3 separate regions of the Mus musculus genome follow, and regions 2 and 3 are each linked to region 1. Evidence: chromatin loops called from intact Hi-C (ENCODE). Cell type or tissue: left cerebral cortex. All regions are shown on one strand.

What was found. Peaks named below come from ENCODE experiments on the same cell type or tissue, not always from the same donor. Only the 100,000 strongest peaks of a DNase experiment are listed, where the experiment ranks them.
Region 2: it touches region 1 in a loop (6-fold over the local background); 15 of 42 quality-filtered maps call a loop at or near these places.
Region 3: a loop joins it to region 1, with 2.7 times the contacts of the local background. A loop is called at or near these places in 2 of 42 quality-filtered maps.

Annotation. Positions count from the first base shown.
Region 1 is chr6:8,271,434-8,279,433 of GRCm38, reverse strand. The region is part of intron 2 of Umad1 (UMAP1-MVP12 associated (UMA) domain containing 1); the gene reads right to left. Among named protein-coding and RNA genes, the nearest start is that of Umad1, 16 kb to the right of the region's middle. In left cerebral cortex, CTCF peaks have their summits at 829 (motif pointing right), 4,125 and 4,788 (motif pointing right); DNase peaks (open chromatin) are centred at 4,129 and 4,778; H3K27ac peaks cover 934 bases.
Region 2 is chr6:8,823,038-8,831,037 of GRCm38, reverse strand. No RefSeq gene overlaps it. Among named protein-coding and RNA genes, the nearest start is that of Gm38765, 21 kb to the right of the region's middle. In left cerebral cortex, no CTCF peak of the experiment used is centred here; no DNase peak of the experiment used is centred here.
Region 3 is chr6:8,636,172-8,644,171 of GRCm38, reverse strand. Ica1 (islet cell autoantigen 1) reads left to right here. Exons shown (of 14, transcript NM_010492.3): 13 at 1-199. Among named protein-coding and RNA genes, the nearest start is that of Gm35621, 17 kb to the right of the region's middle. In left cerebral cortex, no CTCF peak of the experiment used is centred here; DNase peaks (open chromatin) are centred at 3,026, 4,580, 5,193 and 5,828; H3K27ac peaks cover 2,305 bases.

The DNA of each region.
Region 1 (8,000 bases):
AAGGCGCTTTTCTTGCAACATGTGTTCTTACCGTCATGTACTGCCTGAAGCACACACCTGAAGCTACAGGATCATGCTGCCAGCCTAGCATGGACTGATCCTTCCGAAACTGTGAGTCCAAACCACCCTTCCTTTTCAGAACGGAGTTCTCAAGTACCTGATAACCAGAAGAGAGAGCTGTCTAAGAGAACACACAGCCCAGATGCCTTATAAAGCAAGCCAGCATCCAGAATATAGTTCTTGGTAACTTTTAGGGCAGCAGACATTTGGGAATCTGAGACTCCTAGTTACAAACTCTCTTCCCATAAAATTAGCATATAGTTTCAGGGTGGGTCTTTCCAGACCATTCCATTTGGTTTCCCAGACTGATACACAATATCAACTGCTGAAACAGTTGATTGTCACAGTTATCAATTTCTTCAAGTAATCTTTCACCAAACCATTTAAGGCCTCCAGTTTTCCTATGGTGTTGCCAAGCATATTTTCAGCTTGTATCATTATGTATCTGAAAATGGCAGGCTCCAGAAATAAAAGGAAGTCAGCCCATAAGTTTGTAGCTTAACCCTTTGACTTAGAGCCAAAACACTTTACAATGATTCCTGTAAACCACTGACGCAGCATAGTAAGCCCATCAGTAACATGATGTGTAGATGCCACCAAGGTATACACCATTCCCGATGAAAAGAACAGTTGTATGTCTCAGTGCCGGGGATCACACTAAAAGCCATATTCTCTCTCTCCCTCTCTTTCCTCCCCCCTCACCCCCCGCCCCCAAATTTTATTTAATGAGTGCTCTGATGCATATACATCCGCAGGCCAGCAGAGGGCACCAGATCCTCTTATAGATGGTTGTGAGCCACCATATAGTTGTTGGGAATTGAACTCAGGATCTCTGGAAGAGCACCCAGTATTCTTAACTGCTGAGCCATCTCACCAGCCCCCAGGCCTTATACCTTTTAGGCAAGTGCTTTGTCATGACCTACACTTCTTTCCAACTGATTGTCAGGGCCTGGCAACAATTTTCAATTCTTTAGTCATGTTTCCCTGCTCAATACAGACTCTAAGCATTTCAACTTTCAGTGGGTTTGGGCAGTGATCATATTATAGGCAGGGAGGCCTTCCAGTCCGGCCTAAAATCAGGAAACACTTGTTCCCTCCCAAGTTCATGTTAAAATGGAATGGTGTCACAGTATTATAAGACAGAATTTTCAAGAAGAGATTTACCAGGAGGTCTCTACCCTCAAGAATGGATTAATGTCATTATCGCAACACCAATGCATTAGGAGTCTAGGTTGCTTATATAAGGCTAAGTTCAGGTCTTCTTGCTATTTTGCTGCCTTCTCTCTGCCTTTCTACCAAGATGACACAGCAAGAAGCCATTTATCAAATGCCAGGCCCTTGATCTCCCATTTTCTAGCTTCCAGTTAAGCGAGTCAATAGATTTCTGTTCATTATCCATCACTAAGTCTGTGACATTCCAAGCACTGGTAAAGCTACTACAACTTTCTTTCCAGTTTTGTCTAAATGACTAAAGATAACCCTAAACTGATTAGAATTAGCGAACAAATTAAAGTTTTTGTTCAGATACTTCCCCCATAGTTTCATTTTACCCAGCAAGATAATGAGGCAATCATGAAACTATCCACATTTCATAGAGAAGAAAAATAAGACTGAAATGACAGCTTGATTGAAATAATAAAGCATTAAATGACAGAACTTGAAGAGAATCTCAAATTACTATGGTTTCCAGTTAAGTGCCTATATTAGTTTAGGTTTAGTTCATCTGAAAATGACAAAATAAAATAGTGATTTACACAGAATGGAAACATATTCATGTTTTAGTAAGGGATGCTCAAAGGGAAGTATCAAAGGACCATCTGACAGGACCACAGTCTTCAAGGACCCAGCTCCAAAGGGCATACTCTCCAGTTACCTTCACAACATAATTAGGCTTCATGGGCAAGAGAGCACTCAGACGTCTCCCAACTTACCAAGTCCACAATCCAGCAAGCAAGGAAGAAAGGTGCATACCAGCTCCGCTTTGATTTTAATTTTGGTATTTATTTATTATTTCCTTGTTTCTTGAGACAGAATATCTCTGCTATGTAGCTCTGGTTGTTTAGGAGACCCACTTGCCTTTGCCTCCCCAGTGGTAGGATTAAAGCCATGTGGCATCATGGCTAGCCCAACTGGGTTTTAACAAAAAAAAAAAAAAAATAATAATAATAATAATAAAATAAAATAAAATAAAATTCTCCTAGAATCTGCAAACAGAATAACCCCACACCTAAATGGAAAATAGCCACAGAGCTAGAAAAGAAAAGGAAGAAAGGAAAATGAATACAACTAGTGTTTTCTGCCTTGTATCATATTAAAACGAAAGGACAGGAAAATGTTCAACTCCAGATATTTGCTACACAACATGCACCCCTATGTTGTGTGACTATTGTTTTGCCGGCTTATGTATCACCGTAATGTGACATATACTAAATACAGAAATATATTCAAGTCATAATACTGTGTATAATTTTGAATAGTTCTTGGTCTACAGAGAATGATAGAAGTTAACTTCTTTTTTAAAAGCTATTACTAAAATTGAATTTAAAAAAATTAAGTCACGGATGCTTTAAAATGCACTAAAAGTTCCTTACAGCATGAGGGATAAAATTCTAATGTCTCAGCCTATCACAAACTACCTTCCCAGACCGGTTTTTCCTCAGTGACCCTGATATACTCTCTCTAGCCAAGCAGCAACTTTTCAACGGCCCTAAGTAGGCCTTATCTTGTTCTGCGTTATCACCTAAGAATGCTTTGTTCTCCCACCAGCACCTTAGGAAAGAATGATTTCAGCAACTCTTGAACACTGCCATCCCTACAATACTGCATGTTGTTTAGAAGGATGTCAGAGTTCTGACACATAGGGAGAACACCTTGATGAGCTAGAGCAGAATTAAGGAACAAATACTGTGAAAATTCCATCCCTTACACACAGCTGGGAGAATAAGAACTTTCATTACCTAATGAAGTTAAATGAAAAAGCCTCTAACATTTGCCTTGGAACTTAAAGGTCAAGAGTAAAAATAGAGATCACTATGATAAATTAAATATATTTGAGTTTTTCTGGTTATAACTATACAAGGTCAAGAACAAATTACTTTTTAAATCCATGAATACTTTTTAAAGATCTGTGCATTTGTTCTGTAAGGACAGGAGTTAAAACAGGAAGCACATTATGAAAACCTATTTAGTTTTGCTGTCACAATTAAAGCCTTTGGCTCCACACAGAATGAAAGTTACTTACTATTTCCCATTCTGTGGAATGTACATTTTCATTGTACACAGCTAAGCCTTCATTAAAAAAAAAAGAAAGGAAGAAAGAAAGAAAGAAAGAAAGAGAAAAACAGAGATGGGAAAAAAACCTTTTAAAAGTCCTAAATAAAAATAAAATAGGCTTACTGAAATATATGTGCATGCTTTAATTCCCAGAATCAGGAATATAATAGGAAAGAGTCTTTAAGACGACTGATAAAATCTAATTTCATACTTAAGCTCCAAGAAAGGGGGAAACTAAGATATGCACTTCAATATCAAATACTTAAAGATGAAATCCAAACTACTATGAATTACTAAATTAGTTTTAATTTAAAAGAAGCTTAGAGTTATTGTGTCCTACTTTAAGTGCCTGCATATACTGAAGAACGAAATGGGTTCAGCCGTACTGTCATACAATTCTTTTTGTCTCTGTGATAGTTTACTTGCCCAATTTCATTCTCACTCCTCTAAAATTATACTCAATATCTGGTCAACAATATTACTGGAGCAAGAACAATAATCTACATTACTTCTTTTCATTTTATATTCTATTTTTGCTTTAACATAATAAGCTAATGCATGCCTTTGTCTTGGTATTGGATAGAATTATCTGCCAACCCTGCAAAACCCTTTCCTAATTTAAAATAACTACAAGGTTGCACATTACACTAGTAAATTTGTAATCAACTTAAAGATAATGTGTTAAAAGCACAATTAAATGTGTCATAACAGAAGAAGGCCTTGGTAATTACAAACAGTGCCTTGCTTGCTAGCTTTTTAAACAGTAGCTCAAGACTGTGAAAAATCGCCACCCAGTGATGCAAAGGGAAACTGCAATTTGTTTTTGTGTAGATGGAGTACCTGGAGGATTACTTCAACTTCATTACTGAATGAGCTCTAGCCTTCTGCTGTGAATTCTGGGTACACAAGGGAAAGCATGTTTTTCTACTAACCCCACCCCTCACTTTATGCTTAGTCTACATGCTCTACAATCTAAAGAGAGCAAAAGCTTCAGAAGTCCTAGTAAAGAAAAAAGCTTTCCATAAACATGAACTAATTTAGTTGTACGTGACTACTCTAAATACTCCTGTTATCAAGTAAAGTGCCTTGGCTGTCCTGGACCTGAAATTTCAAGTGACCATTAAATAGAAGTACTAGCCGAAAGGAGAAGGTATTCTCAGGTGGAAAAGGAAAGGAAAGGGGCACCATTTTCAGATTTAACAGTGTAACTGACTGTGGCCTCTTTAGAAACTGGTCATAGAGGCTCTAAGGAGATACTGTAACCAATTCTAAACAGTCCATACTGGCAGGGGATTGTTTCTCAGTCATAGACTTTCTCACTGAGAAGCCAGAGGATAAGAAAACAAAACCAATCATTTTTTGCTCCTATAATGTTTCTGGTTCAGATACTAATTTAAAAATCTTAGGTGAATATCTATTGGCCGTTTTTAGTGAAAGTTTACCTGCAGGTTCACTGATCCCCAGTAGGTGGCACTGCTTGGGGAAGTTATGGAAGTTATGGACCTGGAGCTTTGCTGGAGGGAGTCTTGCCGGGCCAGCTTCACAGCTTCAGCCGTCTTCCAGTTCTCTCTCCTTGCTTCCTGCTCTGATCCCTCAGCCTCCTGACCTGGCCTCAGGATACCGTACCTTCCTTCCCTGCTGTTATGGACATCTAGTCCTCTGGAAATATGAGCCCAAATAAACTCTCTCTTACAAGTTGCTTTTGGCTGTAGTATTTTCTCACAGCAGAAAAGTAACTAGTACATATTCCAAAATATGTGAATATGGTACCCTGTTAACAATAAAACTATGAAAAAATATACCACTGAACTTATCTTTTCAAAGTATTTTCATATGGTATGCCCTGAGATTAAAGTAAATATTACATAAAGAGACTGCTATAGAGTGACATGACAAAACAGGTAGTTTACCACAATAAAAAAAATTTTAAAGTTTGTCTTTATAAATTTTAATGGTAATACAATAATTCCTAGTAATGGTTAGAATTTTTATCAGTTAAGTCGATTAAGTCTGTGAATGCTAATGATATTTTACTACAAAAACAATACTACTATGAGCCTTCAACTTCCAGGAGGTTAGTTCTATATAATAATTTAAAAATATTTTAGTTATTTAAAATATCGGAGAATAAACAGTGAGGTAGCCAAATTAGGATCCAAACTTAATAAACAGTGATAAAATGCCAAATTCTCCTTTATTTAAAAGAAAGTACATTCATGTTTAAAAGGTAAAGTACACAATTTAATGTTCTCAGGGGTTTTTTTTGTTGTTGTTGTTGTTTCTGTTTTTTGGCTTTTTCTTTTTTTAAAATATTTTTATTAGGTATTTTCCTCATTTACATTTCCAATGCTATCCCAAAAGTCCCCCATACCCCCCCACTCCCCTACCCACCCACTTCCACTTTTTGGCCCTGGCGTTCCCCTGTACTGGGGCATACAAAGATTGCAAGTCCAATGGGCCTCTCTTTCCAGGCCATCTTTTGATATATATGCAGCTAGAGTCAAGAGCTCCGGGGTACTGGTTAGTTCATAATGTTGTTCCACCTATAGGGTTGCAGATCCCTTTAGCTCCTTGGATACTTTCTCTAGCTCCTCCACTGGGGGCCCTGTGATCCATCCAATAGCTGACTGTGAGCATCCACTTCTGTGTTTGCTAGGCCCCGGCATAGTCTCACAAGAGACAGCTATATCAGGGTCCTTTTAGCAAAATCTTGCTAGTGTATGCAATGGTGTCAGCGTTTGGAGGCTGATTATGGGATGGATCCCTGGATATGGCAGTCTCTAGATGGTCCATCCTTTTGTCTCAGCTCCAAACTTTGTAACTCCTTCCATGGGTGTTTTGTTCCCAATTCTAAGAAGGGGCAAAGTGTCTACATTTTGGTCTTCACTCCTCTTGAGTTTCATGTGTTTCACAAATTGTATCTTATATCTTGGGTATCCTAAGTTTCTGGGCTAATATCCACTTATCAGTGAGTACATATCATGTGAGTTCTTTTGTGATTGGGTTACCTCATTCAGGACAATGCCCTCCAGGTCCAACCATTTGCCTAGGAATTTCATAAATCCATTTTTTTTAATAGCTAAGTAGTACTCCGTTGTGTAAATGTACCACATTTTCTGTATCCATTCCTCTGTTGAGGGGCATCTGGGTTCTTTCCAGCTTCTGGCTATTATAAATAAGGCTGCTATGTATGGCTTTTTCTTTTTGCCTTAAACTATTGAGAAGGCTGGGCTGGTTCCACAACAGGCTTCAAATTGGCAGTCAAGGAGACTATGCCTAAGAACGTGGCAAGTCCAGGAAAGCCCAGGCAAGTCAGTTACTAGAAAAAAAGAACCCAGGCTTCAGGCAGCTAGTCAGAAACTGCCCAGCTACCAGAAGCTGCCCACCACCTGACCTGAGGCAAGGACAGTGGGTCAGCAGCAGTTTCCAGACTTCCCCAGCAGCAGTTTCCAGCCCCCACTCAGTTCTGGAATGTCCCTAGAGATGGAGCAAGATAAAGGTCACCTACTCCAGAATTTCCCTAATGTGCTTTAAATCCCTCACTTTGTGGTCTCCATCTTGGATTGAGAGACCCCAGCATGGTAGATTTCTGCAGGATAAATTACTCTTTGCCTTTATATACTATTTGAGTCTGGGATATCATTCTTCATTGAATCCTGGACCCTTGCACCATCACTAACGGCTTAGGTTAAAACTGAGGACACAGTGAAAACACTGAAACCCTTTCTTCCAGCTCGCTGACATGTGTGGGATTTTATTATTATTTACAGTCGCCATATTGTCAACAGTGCGTCACAACTTCATATGCTTCTTCTTCTATATCAACTAAACAAACAGCTTGAAAAATGAAATGCTGACAGTGTAGTATTTCAGAACTGCAACAGTACAGATGCTAAAAAGATAGGCTCTGGCACCGGATTGCCCAGGTTAAGTCCAAAGTTGCTTCATGCACGGCAAAGAACCTGGAACATTAGTGCTCTGTACACGGTGATAGTACCACATTACTTACAGAATACTCTAAGTATTTTCTGTGCATTAATTAATTCAGTTCCATACTAACACCTGGGACTGTTAAACAACTTCTTAAAACTGGAAAACCTAGTAGGGTGTCAACCCTGCTCTGCCTGTGAAGTCAGCATTCGGATCGCTACTTAACTGTAAGCCTGTGCAGTGCCTCTGAGTTAGACGTGAGACGATGTGACAGATGAAAAGAGAAACGAGGGCAGACGCCACACTGACTGACTGCACCGAACCTCAAGAGGCCTTACAAAGCCCATAGAACACCAGGTATACAAAGATTTTTGTTGTTGTTTTTCCTTCAATAAAATTATTGAAATGGAAACTTTACATTTAAAACCAACCGCAGTTAATCAGACAGAATCAGCTGACAGCTCCTGAGGAACATGGAGGCCTAGGCTGATAGCCGCTGGGTCATTTGAACAAAGTATACGGTCAGATCAACTACACTACACATTTTATTGTTTTTCTAGGATTATACAGAATTGATTCCTCTTCATAAGTGTCAAACTTCTAGACATACGGTCCTGGGACAACATCAATCATGCTCAGTCCAACACGGTCCTGGGAAAACTTGCTCAAAACACAGCATGTCAGCTTCTGAGAAAACATACCATTAGAGTGGGGATAGAAAAGGCAGAACAGCTGGT
Region 2 (8,000 bases), 550 kb before region 1:
TCAAGTGTTAGTGTTTGCCCATTGGCCTTTTTAAAAATTCTGCTATATGCATTGGCAAGAAGACCTTCACAAAAAACTTGTTCATCAAAGTCTATTTAAAACTTTTTTTTTTTATATAGGTGACAATGATGCAGTGGTCCCTGAATGCAGTTTATCCTTGTGAAATCTCAGATGAGTTGCTCATTGAATGGGCAGGCATACCTGAGATTGGTTTCTAGTTTCTCTATTACTTAAAAAGATGACCTGTTGTACTCTGTCCCTAACCTTTCATTCATTTCTGTTATAGGCCAGGAAGGTGTCCTCCATTTACACAAGTTCATATTATCTCCAACAGGTCTCTTGTATCAGTGAGCTCACTTAAGTATTCCAACAAGAATTTGATTCTCTCTGTCCTTCCCACCTTCAGGACTTACACTCAAGTCTCTGCAACAAAATGTCTAATACCTTTCTATTCCCCATAGAGATACATCCTGGAAGTTGTTCACCACGTGGAAACATTGAGTCCTGCACTATGAAAACCCCAAATGAACTGTGCATGGCAAATGTTGGGACCCAAACACCAAGGACAAGGAGAAAACAGAGACCCACATGCACCCGGAACACAGAGGAAGAGCCTGCCAAGGAGGCATTTGCTGCTGCCTTGTTTGGGTGAAATTGTGTGATTCTAGTATTGTGACTTTTTTTTTATGGCCGTGTGCTTTTGCTTTTGTTTTATTTGATAGGAGAACTCTGCTCAATATTCAAAGTGACAAGGAGTTGTGAGTCAAGATGATGCAAAGCACAAGGTTGGTTGGCTTTTCTCCTAGAGGTCATCGTCTGAGTTGGAATACCAAGTGGACCTACAAACAGCATTAAAGATCATTTAAGTTTGCTCAGTGCTGTCACTGTCTAGATTCCTGCCTGTGTTGCTGCTTTTTATCTGTAAGATGCCGCCAGTGGGCCACTCAGACATTCAGTGTTGTCATGACACATTGCTGGTCAATGAGTTGAGGAATTCGGAACTTAGGAAATCATGTACTGCTATTCCTTTGCAAATGAGATGCATATTACAGCCATTAACATAACTGTATCGATCTGACTTCATGTTTTCAGTGGAGTGTAGAGTAGAAATATAAAACTGACAGATAGGAGCCAGGTGAAGACATGGGGTTTTCATGATGGGTCATCAATCATGGAGCCTCAATAAAAAGCATCTGAGATAATTGCTGTGATCTGCAAAGAGTATGTGATGTAAGTTTCATGAACATTCTCTTTTTTTCTTTAATAGAAAATCTTGCACATCTTACCCAGATTGAATCTTTTCCTGGTAGCTCCTTTGATCTCTTTTTAAAGAGGTGGTTTAAAGTAGGTCATTTATCACATAAACCCTGAGAGATTTCAACCACAGCCTTGGACCTTCATGCTTGAATCCTACTCCAGAGATTTAGATTTAATTGGCCTGGGTATGCTGGAGTCGTCAGACATTTAAAAGCTTCCCACGAGAGTCTAATGGGTGGGCAGAGATGAGAAACACTCCTCTAAACTTCACATTGTATACTTGCATATTTTAATGCACTGCTGTTTTGCTAGTCTCAATGTTATTGTAAGTGGGTTTACTCCACAGTTCAACTTTTACATTGTGGGGTGGGGGAGCTAAAAACACCTCACAGCCAAGCAAAAGAAAAACCATAGAGAATAAATGTACTTGTGCCCATCTTTGAATTCATAAATTTCATGGCAAAACTTCCAAAAGTGATTTTTCTATTATTTATAATTTTACCTTTTATTAGATATAGATTAGTTTCATATAGTGTATTCTGATCATGATTTTCTGTCCCTTAACTACTCCAAGACTCATTCAAATCTAAATCATTTTCTCTCTCCCTCCCTCTCTCTCTCTCTCATTAGATAACAAACAGGCAACAACAAAAATCAATGGAATGGTACAAAATAAACAGGGAAAAGGGAGCCAAAGGGGGGAAAATACAAGAAACATGCACAATCACACACTCACACATACAGAAATCCCATAAAAAAAAAAAAAAAAAAAAAAACAACAAAAAACCATAAACTCAGCTGATTGATCATAAGGACTAACTTTACCAATAAGCCAATCATTATTGACAAATCCTACTGAATGGGCTACTAGGAAGTCTGTCTAATGTGGATAAAATAGATCCTTCATTGCCCTTGAAGGGCAATGGCAACATAAAGTTCCTACTACCTACTGTAAGCTCCAGGCAGACCGGTTCCCGGATCCACGGATACCACACACACACACACACACACACACACACACACACACACACACACACACACACAAAACTTATTTTTAATACGCTTTAGCTCAGTGGCTGGGCTCTTCTAAGCCTCTCTCTGCAAACGTGCCCTTCTCTTCGCTCCCAGCTCAACATCTCTAAATTTTCCCTCACCTTTAGTTGCTCAGTTATCTTTAGTCCTAGCTCAGCACCCTAAATCTGCCCTCACCTTAGTTGCGTTTCTAATCTCCTGCCTGCTGCCCCAGGTCCAGTCAGGGAACCAGTCAATGTCCACCCCACCTTAGATCTCACTTGGCTGGTGGCTCTTTCTCCCTCAGAAGCATGGCGACTCTTTTCTCCTATGTCTGACAGCCTGCCTGCGGAGGAAAATAGAAGTCCCACCTCTTTTGCCCAACCACTGGCTGCTAGCATCTTTGTTGATTGATCAAGGACCAATTGGAAAACAGGACCTTCAGGATTCACACCCACATTCCCAGTCAGAGCTTCAGAACCACCCTCTACAGGCATGGCTCATTCCTGAACCCCGTCTCTCTTTGCCTGCTTCTTGACTGTCATACATGATGAACAGCTTTTCTCTACAGTGCCCTTCCTCTTGTTGGTTCTCTCCTGACACAAGTCTAAACGTAATATAACTATCTAAAACTTAAAGTTTTTAAATGGCCAGAATCAATTTTACACATGTATATGACGTGCTTTGGTCGACTCTACCCTCTCCCACCTCCCTCCGGTTCAAATCCTCCCTTATTGCTACAACATTTTTCCCTCCCCCTGAGTCCTTTAAGGTTGCCAGAGTATATATAAGTATTGCAAATACTCACTATAGCGTTGGTAACCTATCACAAACTGCATCACCCAAAATACTGACTCTCACTCCCTCGGTAATCATCAGTTGAAAACAGCCCCTCAGCCAGCGGCGGTATTCAAAAGCAACCTTCCTAACTGTCCTCATGTCTAGCAGTCTTTACTTAACTTTGGCACGTCTTTTTTTTTTTTTTTTCTTTTCACGTGTAAAATAGGAGATACACATTGGTTATTATAGTAACGGCTATATATAAGAGATACCAAGTAATTTTTAAAGGGAAGCAAAACCAGGTAACATAAATAAATGTCAAAGAAATTTTTTGAGATTATCGCCTATAACTTTCAAATCCTCTGACCCGTTCGAGAAAGAGAGAAAGGCCACCTCTGAAGAGAGCACTGAAGGATGACGACTGACTTGTTCATAGCTTCCCACCATCACACTTTGTAGAGCAGGGGTTCTCAACCTCCCTAATGCTACAGCTCTTTAATACAATTCCTCCTGTTCTAGTGAACCCCAAACATAAAATTATTTTCATGGCTACTTCAGAACTGTAAATTGTGCTACTTTTATGAATTGTTATATAAATGTCTGTGTTTTCCAACAGTCATTTGGGGGCCATGACCCACAGTCTAGGGGATTCTCACAGTCTCATGTGGAGACCCAGATGCTGCACTTTTGAGATCCTGGATTTGATTTCTAACTTCAGCGCATAAAATCCAGGGAGCCAACATGGTTGAATAACTGCTCTCAGGAAAGATCCACCTATCCTTCCAGAGTTTTCCAGAGGAAAACACATCATTGCGTTTCTTAGGAACCAGAAGAGAAAGCAGAGGGAAGAGCAAGTATTAGCGTGGGACACACAGGGTGTGCACAATATGGCGAGGGTGAAGCCAGACTCCTGGGATCCAAATCAAGAAAAGCTAGTGTCCAATTGGAACGGCCCTTTTACCAAACAATGAGAAACAGCAGGAAGGAAGTGCTCAGGGAAGGAAATGACAAAAATTCCCAAAGCAGCACAAGAAAGAAGAAGATCTACTTTAAATAAAAGAATCCAAAAAGGGAAAATAGAGAAAGCTAATGAAAGGCCAGCTTGCAGGGAAAGGAGACCCAGGATGGGCCACATGAGGCTTCCATATTAAATTGCAACCAGAGCTTGGTTAGTGTTTTGGGCCTGCAATCTAATTAGTGAATGGTTTCTTATGTTCATGATCTTAATTGACAGTAGGATGGTCGATTACATAAGTTTGAGCAGAAAGGCATAGTATCTGGGGGAAATCTTTAACCAGTGCCGTGTAATGATGACTGTAAATGGTTTTGGTTTTGGGGGGTGTGTGTGTGTGTGTGTGTGTGTGTGTTTCTTTGTTTGTATTTAGTGCCGGAAAGAAGAAATAAAGGTGATTTGGTGATATGCCCAGAATCCTGGGATGAACACACCAGAAATATGTGCATGTGTGCATGCATGTGTGTGGATTTATAACTGAATATCTTGTGAATCCCCAGAACTAAGGAGTAACATCCTCAGTTTTACATCTTTGTCACATAAAGTGACAAAGTTCATGCCCCACAGACATGGACCTGATTTGAGAGCTTTGGGACAATGTCTTCTCAAGCCAGCTCCAGACCTGCTGACTCAGAACCTGCCTCTTAACAATATCCCAGAGGGAGCCATTCCATGTGACATTTGAAGAAGCATTGCTTTCTTGGCTGTACCAGTCTTAGCCTTCCTAGAAAATTTCTGTGGGATCTACATACCGTGACTTTTCATGTCCACTAAAGATGACACCACAAAGGACTTACAAAAAGTACATTGTAGCACTTTGGTGTTACCACAAAGGTCTTACAAAAAATTACATTGTAGCACTTTGATGTTATCACACTCTTAGGCAATTTCCTCTAGTCTCTCTTCTTTTCCTAGGTAACCAGTTAACTTTTAGTTCGGCTTAATTATTATATGCCATCTCTTGCATTAAGCAAATGTGTCTAGCAAGGAAAGCAAACAGAGAAATGGATGCCCAGCACCTGGTATCCCCAGGCCACCCAGTAGCTTATTTTTTCACTGTGGCCACTGGTTTTCAAAGTCACAAGATACCAAATGAAAGACAGCTTTGCAAACCATCACAGCCTCAGGAAAATGTGCTTGGGTGGTTTTATCTGCAGACGTGGAGACAAGTCCCTTCCTTGAGCTCTTCCCTCTCCTCATTTCCACCTCTCTGACTAACTGGAAAGCCCCTGGCTACAGATGTAGAGGCAAATTACCATCTAGACTTAAGTAAGCAGGCACCAGCATCAACACATAAACAGGTTTCATGTTGGAGAGCCAAAGAAAACAGAACACAGCACCAGAAAGTCTTCTGAGCCCACACCAAGTCAGAGAATCCTGAGTTCATGGCGTGTAGAAAATGCCAAATCAATTTTGAATAAATAAGTCACAAATGCACCAATGGAATAAGCTGCCCTGGAAACCATGTCCTTGCATCACTTCAGTGCTTTTAGTCAACATGTTTCCCTAAAGTCTTCATGTAACTTCATTGCTCCTTGCAGCCTTCTCAAACTTGACCTCATCCAGCAACTTGCAAATTCTATCGTATTTCAACAAAACAGTACTGAAATCCGAACAGAGCCAGTGTCTCAAGACCACTACCAATAAGCTAGTACGAGTTCAGGTACTACCACGTTGGTGCTGCATAATACTGGGCAATTGCCTGATTCGTAGAACCCATATATTCTTCCCAGTAAAACCGAGCTACACCATCTTCTATGTGGGGTGCTCGTGTGATTTAACTAGACTAGCATCTATGGAAGAGCATAGGCCAGTATGAAATGCATGTTACGTTACCAACAGCTCGCTGTACATTTCCTATTACCTCACCAACTTCAGCTCATTGGTCCCACATCCCTGACCTTACCAGATTCAAGAGTGACTTGAAGCCTATTAAAAGTATTTTAAGTTGCCTATTAAAGCGTATATTATTGAGTACCACATCATATTTCTTTACGTGTGTACCTTGTAAAAATATTCAAATCTGAATAAACCCATCTCTGTCCTACATTATGTTATGACAATATATTCAAAATGCTTTGTCCTAGTTTTTCCAAGATATACAAACCATCTGCAGTCATACTAGGCATAACAGCAAACTAGAAGTTTCTCCCATCTTAGTACATAACAACCAGTTTTCTCCCTTCCTCTTTATAATCCTAAGCTTCTTGTAACCCCCATTTAACTTCCTAGTCTCCTGAAGATTAGTGTTTCTAGATTGCATGTTTGAGTAAGTTCACACAGTCTAACTCCATGCCTGCCTTATCATTTAGCATAATGTTCTCCACAACTGGGCATCACTACAAGGAACAGTTCCATCTTTTCATGACTGGACTATTCCTTTGTGTTTATGTCTCCCAGTATATCTACTCACCAGTTAAGAGAGAACTCATTTCCATTTCTGAGTTGTTTTGGTTATTTTGCATAGGGCTGCAATTTAACTGGGAGCACAGACATTCCTTATTCCTTCCAAGCACTCCCACTTCCTTTAGCTTTGCACTTCATGCTAGGATTGCAGGATCATGTGATGACTCTATTCCTGCCCCTCTTTTCCCCTAAATTCCCATATATCCCTGATGAATGAAGTCTGAAATGTGACCTATTGGTTTATCCCTACACTTTGATACCAATACTGTGCTGTTGTGACCAGTAGCTTTGTGGTATATTTTGAAGTCAGTTTATGTAATTGTGCACTACCTTATTGGTTTTTGTTGCTGTTGTTGTTCAAGATTGCCCTCATTAGTCAAGGTTGTTTCTTGGGAGGAAAATGATTTGTTTCCAATCTCTATGAAGAATATCCTTTTTATTTTGATAGAGAGTGCCTAGAATCTGTATACTTTGTGATATGTGGACAGTCTAATAATATTCATTTTTCAACTCATGAGTAAGGAATATATTTTCATTGTTAATTTCATTTTCAGTATCTTTTGAAAATATTTTATAGCTTTTATTGTATTGTCTTGCTTTTTTATTAAGTTTTCATTTTGTAGCTATTATAAGTGAGGTATTTTTTCAGATAATTCTCAATTGATATATAGAATTGTTGTTTATATTTTATGATCATTTATGTATTTAAACTTTTTAAAATTTTATTAAATCTTTTTTTACAGTCCAGATTTTATCCCCTCTAACTGTTCCACCCTCTAACTGGTCCACCCTCTAACTGTTCCACATCCCATACCTCCTCCTCTGTCCCCTCTCCTCCATCTCCACAAGGATGTCCCCTCCCCCAACCTCCACCCCACCAGACCTCCGCACTCCCTGGGGCCTTCAATCTCTTGAGGGTTAGGTACATCTTCTCTGAATGAGTCCAGACCCAGCAGTCCTCTGCTGTATATGTGTTAAGGGTCTCATATCAGCTAGTGTACTTGCCTGGTTGGTGGCCCAGTGTCTGAGAGATCTCTGGGGTCCAGGTTAATTGAGACCGCTGGTCCTCGTACAGGGTTGCTCTTCTCCTTAGTTTCTTCCAGCTTTTCCCTAATTCAACCACAGGGGTCAGCAGCTTCTGTCCATTGGTTGGGTGTAAATATCTGCATCTGACTCTGAAGTAAACATCTGCATCTGAAGGTGCTGGTTGGGTCTTTCAGAGGGCAGTCATGATAGGCCCCTTTTTGTGAGTGCTCCATAGCCTCAGTAATAGTGTCAGGCCTTGGGACCTCCCCTTGAGCTGGAACCCACCTGTCACTGGACCTCCCTTTCCTCAGGCTCTTCTCCATTGTTGTCCCTGCTGTTCTTTCAGACAGGAACAATTATGGGTCAGAGTTTTTGACTGTGGGTTGGCAACCCCATCCCTCACTTTCTGCTGGTGGTGGGCTCTACAAGTTCCCTCTTCCCACTGTAGGGCATTTCATCCAAGGTCCCTCCCTCCCTTTGAGTCCTGGGAGTCTCTCACCTCCCAGGT
Region 3 (8,000 bases), 360 kb before region 1:
GAGATCTTCAGCACTTCCTGCCTGGATGAGGGAGAGTTCAGCAGAGAGTGGGCTGCAGTGTTTGGAGATGACCAGCTAAAGGAGCCAGCACCCATGGGGGCCCAAGGAGAGCCAGACCCCAAGCCCCAGATAGGCTCCGGATTCCTTCCGTCACAGCTTTTAGACCAAAATATGAAAGATCTCCAGGCCTCTCTGCAAGGTAGGTACTACAGTGACTAGAAACACTTTTATTGTTCATTCATTCCCCCACCCCTTTAATACAGAAGTATTTTTGCCTGTGTATGCATACTCTATTTTTACTTTATAACCAGTATCTTTTAATGTTATTATTAGTGTATTTGTCATTGTTTTATTATTATTATTATTACAGTGACTTTTTAGCTGAAATCTCCAGATCACACCCCAACTTTAAGATGTAGTGTCAGACTCAAGATCAGTTCTTTCTAATAATTTTCCCCCTCTCGGGACATTCTTAGGAGAGTGAGGGGAGGTTGTGGGTCTTGCTGTCTCACTTGGATTTAAGTTGTATGCTTCTGACTACGGCATACAAGGTAAATCCCTGTCACGGCCTCAGAACAAAGAGGGTTTCCACCCTGACCAAAGTATTCTTCATTCGCAAGGGTTCAGGGTGTACCAGGCCTCAGGGTCAGGCCAATGCTGGCTGAGCGTTGCTGGTGTGCCCACCCCCACCCCCACCCCCACCCCCACCCAGTGATTCAAAGTTCAAAAACAAGCTCAATGGTGAAGCCTGGGGCTTTCTAAACTGGTCTTGAGAAGGAAATCATTTTTCTTCTATTGTGATTTTTTTTTCCTTCCTCTCATGCTACGTAAACCAAGATAGGAATGGCTACTACTAAGACAGGTTCAAGTTGTTTTGGTTTTTCCAAGAACTTAAGCTATCTCCTTAATAAACACCATGTTTACCTGGCACTTAAAGTGGAAGGCAACTGGCAGAGGGGGAATGATTAAGTAATTATGAGCTATTACAACCGTAGCTCTTTGGAAATGAGATCATATATATGGGACCTGGAGGGACAAGATGAAAGTCCCCTCCCTTTTTTTTTTTTTTTTTCTCTTTTACTTTCTCTGTAAATCCTGTTTTTGCAGCCGTCTCACATGGTAGCAGTCATGAGATTGGAGATTGCAGGGATACAGAGAAGGCTAGAAGTCTGCTTCTGTGCAGTATTTCTACTTCTGGCTTCGCCTTCTCCTTCACTGGGTGAAGCCAAGTGGGCAGCCCTGTCAGTTTAGCCCAGCATTCTTGGAGGGGAGGACCTAACAGGTGTGGGAAACTCCAGAGGCCAATCTTTGTCCTACCTCTGTGAGGTTCTGTAGCCCCTCCAGCTGTGTCACAGAATGATCCTTACTAGTCCCGCCCCCACCCCAGCCCCTCGATCTACTGCATGTGCCCTACTGCTACAGGGAGCTGTAGAGGCTGACAGTTCCTGCCAGAGTGAGAAAGCAGGGTCCCATAGCCTCTTCCTGGACAGACAAATGTGTGAAGAGCTCTGGTCAGAGAGAACCCAAGAGCTGTAACAAGATGGTGACTGTGGGCTTTGCACTATCAGCCTTGCACCATGTCTGAGAAGAAGGCACCAAACCACATTCGGGACAAGCGGAGGGAGGTATCCTGACAGGAAGAGAGAAATGCAAGGTGTGACCTGCACCGGGAAAGAGGTTGCACAAAGAGAGGCTGTGTCTTTCTCAGGCAAACAATCTCACTTGCTGTTACTGTCCTTATGCGTGAGCAAGGTACTCTCTCATTAGCAAGCATCTTCTGGAGTCCCCCTTTGTGACAAGCACTGGAAATGTGTCTGTGAACAGAGCAGGCAAAGCTCTCTGCGTTCCCAGAACCCATTTTATAATGGGGAGGAAATGGGGAGCAATAAACCTAAGAAATGATACACAATAAGTAATGAGAAGGTAAACACAGTCGGCTGGCTAGCGAGTGATCTGTGACCGGCAGGGGCGATGGAGCTAGGGAAGCCAGTGTTGTGGGATGGCAAGCCTTGCTGAGGATGAGAATCAGCTACGTGGGCAGAGGAGACAACCTGCATTGACCCTATAAGGTCAAAACATACACAGCAGGAACAAGGTCTACAGGAAGAGCACTTCTTGGAGCCGACTGAGCAAAAGTGAGTGGAATGAAGAAGTGGAGAGATGCTCCAAGGCCACAAAGCCAGACCACGGTATAGACTGGGCCATATGTGCATGATCTGCTTTGCCTCTTTAATGTCATTTGGGTTGTTAGTCTCCTCTCCTTCTGGGCTTCTAGGGAGCCGAATGCTAAGGCTCCTCGGTGATTATGGAGTTTCCTTCGCATGCAAATGGCTCCCAACAGAATGCCATTTAGAGGATTTGAAATATCAAGGGGAAAAAAATGTCTGCGTGGTTGAAAACTAAATCCACCCTACTCATTGTCCCCCACAGCTCCAGAATCTCACTGGGAACAGCTTTCATGCTGTCCAGGGCTGCCCTGATTCAGGGTAGATAACAGGACAGCTGTTTGTAGCGGCTGAGCACTTTGTAGGCTTCTGTCAGAATTCCTCTCATCCCCCAAATAAAAAAGGATGAATGTTAGCTTAAGATTTTTTTTTCACTGCATTCATGGGTGAATAGAAAATCCATCTAATATGCTTGAGTAGTTGTATGTAAATAAGAGTTTAATAATGACTGCTAAGCCCTGGCCACACTGTATGAAAATGGATTCCTTGGGTTAACCAGATCGTGTCAAAACCTAAATTCAGTAACGACTGAAATAATTAAGAAGCTAAACTCAACACGGGGAGGTGAGACTTGTTGGTAGATTGGCTCATTGGCTCTGGGTGGCAGGGAGTTGAGCCCAGCTTTCTTTTGTCGTTACCCTCTTCTTCTCCACCATGTGGTAGTGGTGAATCTCTATGCAGCTCTCTGAGTTATTACTTTATATTTAGCAAGTGAGGCATTGGTCTAGGCTTATTATCCCGGCAGAATCTTTTATCTGTGGGTTGGCTCCCAACTCCGAGAGGCTAAGGTGTAAAATCTAGTAATTCTCTGAATCTAGCAGCCGCAGACTGTAAGGTTTCATCATCCCGTGTTCAAGACAGCACATGCTGGGGCCAAACACTGTGGTCTCTCTTTTCCTGTGTCAACTTATCCTTTTAATCTGCTGCTTCCCAGGCACGCACTGTTATCATCTACACTTTAGAGATGAGAAAACCAAAGAGGCAAGCAGTTTGCTGGCCTAAGGTCACACTCTTGGTAAAGGCAGCTTTGAACTAAGGAGCTCATGCCTACCACTAGGACTTCTGTGACTTCTGTGACCCTTCAGCGCAATGTCTGATAGCAGAAGTAGCATCCCACAGACCCCTCGGGCATCTGCTGCTTGGTGAACGGGGCTTAGGCTTATAGTCATCAACCTGGCTGTGGGTCCACACAGGAATGAAGACACCAGTGCAGACAACAGGATGAATGGTGGTATAGAGAGACAGGGTTCTTGTCTAACAAAATAGAATGATCATAAAGAGTAGAATATTTGAAATTGGGTTTTTATAGATGACTCTTGAACAAGAAAGCACCATTGTCTGGCTGAGACACCTTCAGGGAGACTACAAAGAAAAGGGAAAGAGCGTCCTCCTACTGGGGCTGGCAAGATGGCTCAGTGGGTAAGAGCACTGAGTGCTCTTCCAAAGATCCTGAGTTCAAATCCCAGCAACCACATGGTGGCTCACAACCCCCCATAATGAGATCTGACACCGTCTTCTGGTGAGTCTGAAGACAGCTACAGTGTACTTATTTATAATAATAAATAAATCTTTGTGCCTGAGCCAGCAGGGTTGACCGGAGATCCTAAATACAATTCCCAACAGCCACATGAAGGCTCACAACCATATCTGTACAGCTACAGTGTACTCATATACATAAAATAAATAAGTAAATCTTTAAGAAAGAAAAAGAAAGGAAAGAAGTCTGTCTTCCTTCCTTCCTTCCTTCCTTCCTTCCTTCCTTCCTTCCTTCCTTCCTAGTAAAAGCTGTAGGAGTTCACAACAAAAATTACAGGTCTGATCAAGTCATTTTAAAATTCAGTGGAATTAATGGGATTTCTCAGAGTTTGTGAACATATTGGCCTGAGGGAGGATTCTGCTAGCTTGGTTTCTGTTGGGAAAAAGACCATAATGAAAAGCCACTTGTGGATGGAAGGGTTTAGTTCATTGCACACGTCCACCTCCCAGTCCATTACTGAGGAGAGTCATGGCAAGCACTCCAGCAGGAACCTGGAGGCAGAGCCATAGCATGCTGCTCCCTCGGCTTGCTCCCTAAGGCTTGCTTAGAACAGCCAGGACCACCTGCCCTAGAGTGGCATCACCCAAAGTGGGCTGGTTCCTCTCACATCAATCACTAATCAAGAAAATTTCCCCATTGGCAGCCCCACAAGTGACTCTTACAGTGGCAATTCCTCAGCTCTAAGGGGCCCTCTTCCTGGATGACTCTAGTCTGTGTTAAGTTGACAGAAACTAACTGGCATATGTGGCTAGCACTTCCTGTACCCGAGAATGATGAAAAAAATTAAGCATCCCTGGAGCTTCTAAAGGAGTAGGGGGAGCCAGTCAGAGAGCACCCAGCAAGAAGACACTGAGGAAGGCTGGAAGCTTCATAGCCCATGTCCTTCCCAACATTAAATTCTTTCATTTAAAAGTAGACTGATACAGGAAAGATTACCAGCTGCTCAAAATAAGTGCTCCAGGAGATCTTTCCGCTCAAGATTCTACACACAAAAGCTAGAACTCTTGTTACAGATTCACAGAATCACAGAGCCTTGTGTTCTTGCAGGGTATTAGTTCATTTTGCCCAGCTCTTAGACGTTCTTGCCATCTGGGTGGGTTTTAGGTTTGGGTTATCTCAAACAAACCTCAGGCTGACCTCATCTCTTTCCACTCCTGGGTTAGCGTGGTGCCAGGTAACTGACATTTCCAGTCCCTGATGGCAACGTGTCAAGGGAAAGAGAGCTGTATTTATGGTATGAGCACAGAGAGAGCACTTTGCTTGTGCCAATAAGAATGCTAGCTCCCCTCCCTGCAGCAGAGCTTTGGAGGCCTCCTGAGCAACATTTGCAAGGCAGAACTTAGAAGCTGCAGGTTTCCAATGCCTCTGGTACACAGAAGGATCCTTCACAACCAACTCCTCTACCCACTCTGTAGGTGAGGAAATCCAGGAACCTCAGAAGGACGTGTGTTTTGCCAAGTTCCCACACTTTCCACCACGGTAGTGAGAGCTAAATTCTCAGCTTGGTTTACAAGGTCCTTTAGTACCTAACCCTAGTTTCATGGCTGCCCACAACTCCCACACCTTTGCTTTGCACTACTCAATGACATAACTATGCCAATGAACCAGTATTCTTTTTTTTTTTAGATGGTGGTGTTGAAATATGAACCGAGCTATCCTGGAACTCACTAGGTAGCTACAGCTAGCCTCAAACTTTCAGTCATCCTCCTGCCTCAGCCTCTCAAGTGCTGGGATTACAGACACACGCCACTATACACTGAATCATATTCATCCATCCACTGGATTCTAGCCATGCTAAGCTGTAGTGCCCCCAGATCTTTCCACCAGCAAGACTTTGCACGTTCTGCTTAGAGCATGCTGTCCACAGCACACGCATAGTGCTGTCAGTTCATCCACACCCCAGCAAGCTGCATTAGCTGTTTTCTATTCCACACTTCCATCACACCCTGTACTTAAATCACCCTCTTACCTCACCTTATGGGAAAACTGATTTCATTTCTGTCTCCTCCTTGGGTTGTCATAGAAACGGGATCTACAATTGTGTTGCTCGCCATATTTTCAGATCATAGCTCAATGCCTAGAATGCAGTGGGTGTTTAAAATGTACTTGTTTGAAGGACGGGTGGATGGGAGTGGGTGGATGAATGGCTGGATAGCAGGCAAGAGTGAGAGCAGCTGACAAATGGCGTGACAGCAGGTGAAAGGGTGGCAAGCCTAAGACATGAACCTTCAGATAACACTTCAGGGTTTACTCCTAGGGTATACTGGGGTATACAGCATACCTGAGAGCTTTACTGAGAGCCTGCTTTCCAGCTTCCCTACCACTTGGCTTTACACACAAGATCCCAGTTCACTTGTCCCGAAGCCCAGTGAGACAGGAATCTTACGCATCCCTTGCAGGTGTTCAATGGACCTGAGGAATCATGGCCACCATTGTTGTGTTCCTTCTTTGTTTTTTATAGACACACACACACACACACACACGTACACACACGTACACCCAGGTCCCCCAGGCTGAGATGATAGCAACTCTGCCTAGGCCCTGTGCTTTAAGTGGTAAGACACAATCACAGCAAAGCATTCTCTGGCCCATGTGTTTTGGTTCTACTTGCTCTTCTTGCTGGGCAGTATTAGTTCTGGCTCCTTGGAATTTCCCTATGTGTACACAAAGGGAGCAGGGCTGCTTTAGCAAACTTTATGTGCGTTTTCTGCAAATGGGTAGCACATTGACATGTCAGAGGAGCCCAGAGCTAGCAGTTTGTTCTTGAGCTTGGGGTGCCCCTCCTGCCTCCACCCTTCACTATTCCTCTCTTAAAAGAATTTCTCTTGATGTAGGGAGACATCTTTCTAGCCACACCTATGTGTTAGCGAATGCCGCTGCCAACAACCACTGGCTAGGGAACAGTTGATGGCAATTACTGGAATATTAGCAACACTCAGTTCTTTCTCAATAGCAGTGTCTCCTGACAGAAGGCAAGGCATTCGAAATCTGGTTGTCATTCCACCCATAATTATTCTCATAGCACCCTTCCTCTAAATAATTTCCAGAGAGATACAGAGAAGGCTGGGATTGCCATTGAGTTTAGGGATTTGTTCAGTAGCTGGTACCTACCACATCAGTGCCATTTTATCCCCTTGTACCCATGTTCAAGCTGGTAGATGGACAGTAAGAAGTGAATGAGACTCTACATGTCAGCCGTTAATTGTGCATAGCATGGGAAGGGAGGAGTCAGGATGTCCATATGTCTGTTAAGCTGCCAAGGAAGACTCTACTACCCCACCATCTCAGCTTCCAAAGAAGAGATGGCCTCAAGTTCTTTCTCCTTTCATGTATGTCCTCAGAGGTGAGGAAGCCTTCTTTTGTGGATTCTCAGTAGCCAAGCTATACCAAATAGTCCCTAGATACAGACGCATTCAGCTGGATGACAGTTGTAGGCTGGGGGGGGGGGGGTGTGATCCCCAGCACCCCCAAAAAGAAAATAAATACAATTTTCCTTTATAAAGAAATCTTGCTCCATCATCCCTTTGCATGATATGCTTGAAAAATACAATTCATCACGCTGAAGAGATGGAGTCCCCAGTAGGAACAGTATTGCTCTTGCAGAAGGCCTAAGCTCGGTTCCCAGCCCCCACCTTAAGCAGCTCAAAACCACCTGTGACTCCAGTTCCAAGGGGGACCTGATGCCTCTGGCCTCCGTGGCATCTATACTCGCCTGCATGTGTCCACATTCTTCATACAGTCATACCCGTAACTCAAACAGATCTTCCAGTAAAGAGAAAATGCAGTTTTGATTTCTGGCACTTTTCTTGATATACAGAGTCCTTTGTAAGTTTCCAAGTGGCAGGTTACAGAAAAGGAGGCAAGCTCCACTTTAGAGTGCTGTGGAGCACACACCATTCTGTACTCTGAAAAATGCAGTGAGTTGAATACGTGTTTTAATCCAGTGTTCTTGATGGCTCTGCTTGGAAATGGGTATCACGCATGGTTCAGAAGCAAGAAGCAATGTCTTGTTGAGTTTATACTATCAAATAGCAGCATCGACTTTGAAACTCAGTCCTCACAAGACTCCCCCTGAGGGGAAAAATTCCTGAACAGAACAGCAATGGCTTGTGCTGTAAGATCGAGAATCGACAAATGGGACCTAATGAAACTCCAAAGTTTCTGCAAGGCAAAAGACACCGTCAATAAGACAAAAAGACCACCAACAGATTGGGAAAGGATCTTTACCTATCCTAAAT